Regions from separate parts of the Homo sapiens genome. Here region 2 is linked to region 1. The links are chromatin loops, found by intact Hi-C in ENCODE. Cell type or tissue: OCI-LY7. All regions are shown on one strand.

The links. Peaks named below come from ENCODE experiments on the same cell type or tissue, not always from the same donor. Only the 100,000 strongest peaks of a DNase experiment are listed, where the experiment ranks them.
Region 2: a loop joins it to region 1, with 4 times the contacts of the local background. A loop is called at or near these places in 11 of 110 quality-filtered maps.

What each region holds. Positions count from the first base shown.
Region 1 is chr9:128,862,378-128,864,877 of GRCh38, forward strand. All of the region lies in intron 1 of KYAT1-SPOUT1 (KYAT1-SPOUT1 readthrough), which reads right to left. All of the region lies in intron 1 of KYAT1 (kynurenine aminotransferase 1), which reads right to left. Among named protein-coding and RNA genes, the nearest start is that of KYAT1, 18 kb to the right of the region's middle. RefSeq lists an enhancer at 1,213-1,507. In OCI-LY7, CTCF peaks have their summits at 1,366 (motif pointing right) and 1,567; a DNase peak (open chromatin) is centred at 1,414.
Region 2 is chr9:129,005,648-129,008,147 of GRCh38, forward strand. NUP188 (nucleoporin 188) reads left to right here. Exons shown (of 44, transcript NM_015354.3): 41 at 1-129; 42 at 403-476; 43 at 592-721; 44 at 855-1,449. The coding sequence ends at 1,031. SH3GLB2 (SH3 domain containing GRB2 like, endophilin B2) reads right to left here. Exons shown (of 11, transcript NM_020145.4): 11 at 1,389-2,500. It overlaps LOC101929314 (a long non-coding RNA gene), which reads right to left and starts at 916. Exons shown (of 4, transcript XR_007061810.1): 1 at 833-916. RefSeq lists enhancers at 958-1,017, 1,138-1,207, 1,428-1,577. In OCI-LY7, CTCF peaks have their summits at 1,299 (motif pointing right) and 1,510; a DNase peak (open chromatin) is centred at 1,284.

The DNA of each region.
Region 1 (2,500 bases):
TTCAACAACTCTGTAAAGCAAGTGCTATCCTCACCCTCATTAACAGGTGAGGAAATTCCTAACATACTAAAATAACAACACTTACATTGAGCTCCTGCAGGCCTTATAGCAGATTGTACACCTGGTGCCAGCACAGGGCAGAAACTCAGGAGAAACAGATCCCAGCTGTGGCCCTCTTCTCTGCCCTGCCCCAGCCTTGGCCCCTTGCCTTCTCTGGGCACTGCCAGTTCTCAGGAAAGGCGGTGCCTTCTGTGTGTCCAGATCACTGGCTCCATGGGGGTCAAGAAGCTGGGTGGCACCTGTGCTGCACACGGATATGCTTAAACAATCTTGCAGCCTTGGGGGTGGGGCTGGAAACCAGGATCGGCTTCCATTGCAGGGGACTGGCAGTGCATCGGGCCTATGTGTGGCCGGGTAAGACTGGGCATAGGAGTCAATGTTGGTTTGTTTGTTTTTTGACACAGAGTCTCGCCCTATCTTTTTATCACCCAGGATGGAGTGCAATGGCATGATCTCGGCTCCCTGCAACCTCCGCCTCCCAGGTTCAAGTGATTCTCATGCCTCAGCCTCCCGAGTGGCTGGGATTACAGACGCGCGCTACCATGCCCGGCTAATTTTTTTGTGTGTCTTTAGTAGAGATGGGGTTTCACCATGTTGGCCAGGATGGTCTTGAACTCCTGACCTCATGATCCGCCCGCCTCGGCCTCCCAAAGTGCTGAGATTACAGGCATGAGCCACCATGCCCGGCCAGAAGTGAATGTTATGTTGCACCCTCCACAGGGTAGGTCTGTTCTATTACCACACCCAGGATCAGGCCCCAAGTAGACACACAAGGAGGAGGGCAGTGCTGAGAGACGGGGGAAGGATTAGAACACAGGCTTTGATGACCTTGGCAGTGTGACATGAGGCAAGCCATTTTACCTCTCTGAACATCAATTTTCTATGCATGAAATAAATAATAATAATTCATGGAGGCTGGGCATGGTGGCTCACACCTGTAATCCCAGCATTTTGGGAGGCTGAGGTGGGCAGATCGCTTGAGCTCAGAAGTTCAAGACTAGCCTGGGCAACATAACAACACCCTTTCTCTACAAAAAAAAAAACCAAAACAACAAAAGGATCCAAATACAAGAGCTTGCACCTGAGCATGTGCACACATCTCTGTGTCTGTGTCTGTGAGCTTATGGGTGTGGTGAAGGTAGGTTCCAGGAACTTAGGAGGGAGGGAGGGAGGGAGAAGCCATAAGGGGTTCTCAGCCAAGAGCAGAAGGGTACAGGGGGCACGTAGGCTGCCTTAACCCAGCAACTTGGCCAGGTTGGTTGGGAGCAACTTGGGGGCTTGTGGGTGTGTTATTCCCGAGTCGGCCAGCAGGGGGCGCAAGGAGCCAGGCCCCTCGTGGCTTTGAGGTTGCTGGCCCAGGTCACAGAGCAACCTGCTGGCCCCAGGAGGGGACTACGCCTCACTTCACAGAGGAGGCCCAAAGCAGGGAGGGTGCTGCTCCAGGTTCCCGCATAAGGCAGGACTCCTGACCTCCCAGGCACACCTCCCTCCAATGCCCTGCGCCTCACCCCTTTTCTAGGAAGCAGGCCTTCCCTAGTCAGCTCCTCAACAGCCCTGGCAGTCACCTTTTATTTACCACACGCTTTCCTGTGCTAGGTGCCCCGTGGAGCCCTACACGTCCCACCACTTAAAAATGTTTTTCAGGCCGGGCGCGGTGGCTCACACCTGTAATCCCAGCACTTTGGGAGGCCGAGGCAGGTGGATCACAATGTCAGGAGATCGAGACTGTCCTGGCTAACACAGTGAAACCCCGTCTCTACTAAAAATACGAAAAAAAAATTAGCCAGGCATGGTGGCGGGTGCCTATAGTCCCAGCTGCTTGGAAGGCTGAGGCAGGAGAATGTTGTGAACCCGGGAGGCGAAGATTGTAGTGAGCCGAGATTGCGCCATTGCACTCCAGCCTGGGCGACAGAGCGAGACTCTGTCTCAAAAAAAAAAAAAAAAAAAAAGTTTTTCATTTAAAAAATTTTGGTAAAATACACATATCATAAACTTTACCATCTTAACTATGTACAGGTATACAGTTTTGGGAACTGTTTTCATCTTGTAAAACTGACAACTCTGTACCCATTAAACAATTACATCCCTTTACCCTCTGGCCCATAGCCCAGCCCATTTGCTGTCTCTGCGATTTTGACTACTTGAAATCAGGTCCCATCACTTTTATTATTTATTTACTTATTTTTTGGGGGACAAAGTCGTGCTCTGTCGCCCAGGCTGAAGTGCAGCAGCGCGATCTCAGCTCTCTGCAACCTCCGCCTCCCATGTTCAAGTGATTCTTGTGCCTCAGCCTCCCGAGTAGCTGGGACTACAGTTGTGCACCACCATGTCCAGCTAATCTTTGTATTTTTAGTAGAGACAGGGTTTCACCATGTTGACCAGGCTGGTCTAGAACTCCTGACCTCAAGTGATCCGCCTGCCTAGGCCTCCCAAAGTGCTG
Region 2 (2,500 bases), 140 kb after region 1:
CTGGACCTTGCTGAATACAACTTCCTGTTTGCCCTGAGCTTTACCACTCCCACCTTTGACTCCGAAGTGGCCCCCTCCTTCGGGACCCTTCTGGCCACAGTGAATGTGGCCCTCAACATGCTTGGAGAGGTAAGTTGGTTCTGTCAGACACTGTCCTCTCCCCCCGGCTCCTCCCCCTGCCTGCCACTTCCCAGCTGACCTTGGGCATGTTGGGCATGGTACCTAGCCTCCCAAGCCTGCTCCTCTCTGTAAACTGAACATGACAGCACCTCTGAGAATTACTGTGAGGATTAAATGAGGTAACTGATTAAATTTGCTTAGTGCAGGACATGCAAGTAGGAAGCTCTCAGTAAGTGGGAGCTGTTCCTGTTGTCTTAGTTTTTTACCCTTGCTTCTCTTCAGCTGGACAAGAAAAAGGAGCCCCTCACCCAGGCAGTGGGGCTCAGCACACAGGCAGAAGGGACCAGGACGTTAAAGTAAGTGCTCTTTCTGGGATTTGATAAGGGGCTGGGGCAGTCATGGGCCCACTGTTCTCAAGCTTGGCCAGCCTGGCCCTCTGCAGCAGTACCAAAAACCTGTGTCTCCTCCCAGGTCCCTCCTGATGTTTACCATGGAAAACTGCTTCTACCTGCTCATCTCTCAGGCGATGCGGTACCTTAGGGACCCGGCTGTGCACCCCCGGGACAAACAGCGGATGAAGCAGGAGCTCAGCTCTGAGTTGGTACGGATGGATAGGGATACGGAGGGCTGGACCAATAGGGCCAGAGCCCTGTGGGGTCCTGCCTGGCAACCCCCAAGGGTCAGAACAGTAGCCAGATGTGCTGAGCCTCACCAAGCCACTTTTTTTCTTGTAGAGCACGCTGCTGTCCAGCCTCTCGCGCTACTTCCGCCGGGGAGCCCCCAGCTCCCCTGCCACTGGTGTCCTCCCCTCGCCGCAGGGCAAGTCCACCTCTCTCTCCAAAGCCAGCCCTGAGAGTCAGGAGCCTCTGATCCAGTTGGTGCAGGCGTTTGTCCGGCATATGCAAAGATAGGGCAGTGCTGTTCTGCCCACCTACCCCTCTCCACCAGCCTACACTGCACCCTGGCTGGCAGGGGTGCTGCTGGCTGCTAGGGCCTATACAATGGAGGGCACCTCCTGTCACCCCCCTCCCGGAGTAGCCACGACTCCAGCCACCACCCACTGACGTTATTTTTATACTAGATGAAGAGGTCAACAGCAGGCATGGGGAGCCGAGTCTTCTGTGCTCAGGTCCTCACGCTGCAGACGCCCCCTAGAGGAACTTTCCTTCCTTTCCAGCATTCCCCACAGCACTGCCGGCCAGGGGAGAGGCGGCAGCCCAGCAGAGGGCTCTATGCACGGGTTTCAAACCTGTTTTCCACACTCTGTCTTTGCAGTTTTGGTAATTCTGTGGTCTATTTATACAGATATTAAAATCTTGTTTATAGACAGCTGTGTGATGTTTAACTTCAAAGCCCAGGGATGACAACGTGGCTCTCAGAACCTAGAAAACTCCCCTGGCCAGGCGCCTGGGAGTGGGGCTGCAGCCTCGGGGGAAGGCAGGTACTGATGGATGGCTAGTTCACCAGCATCTCCTCATTCCTGTCCTTGGGCTGAGGGTTTGGCTGGGTGGGCGCTGTCAGATATTCCCTTCCTTGGCCTGCGCTGGTCCTGTCCTTGACCCTGCTTTCATTGGCCCAGTGGGCTGAGCTCATCCCTGGGTGAGCCTTTCTTGAAGCTCTGTGCCTTCCTATTTATAGCCCCGTGCCCCCGTCATCCCCCGATCCCCTCTTCAGAAGCCCCAACAGTGGGGCCTACTGGCTGTTGGCCTTCTCAGGACTGAAGTCAGAATGCTAGGTCCTGCTAGGGGCCATCTAAAACACAGACATCACTTAGGGTTTCTAGAATCAGGCTGCCTGGGCTTCAGTCCCTGCTTGGCCACTTGCCAACTGTGGTCCCTTGAGGAGCTGACTGTCTTGCTGATCTCATCTGTGAAATGTGGACACTGAGGACGGCATGAGAACCCATGGCACGGGGGCACATGCTGGGTGAAACGCCCGACCTGCAGACAGCACTGACCGCTACCCACTTCTTGTGCTTGAACTGAACTGTCAGACGCATTCTACAGTCCGCTCCACAATCCAAATTTAGGAAACTTTTTCTTAGGAATAAAACGTTCCTTGTGCGGCTTCATGTCCAGGAACAGCACTGCCCTCTGAGAGGCACAGGCCCCGCAGAAGACAGGGAGGGCTGCACTTCTTCCCAACTAGAGAGCTGGGGGCCGGGGCAGCCACAGGGCCCCTGCTCACTCTGTGGAAGAGTGGGGCAGAGGGTGAGTCTACCTTTCCCTTTACCACCCTCAGGGCCAGGCCCTGACAGGAGCCCAGGTGACTCGCACACAAGGACGGTTTATTGGCTAGAGAGCAAACGCAGGCAGAAGTAAAAACACCAGATAAAAAGTGAGTGTGGAGAGGTGAAGACTGCGGCCGCTGGACTTGGCTT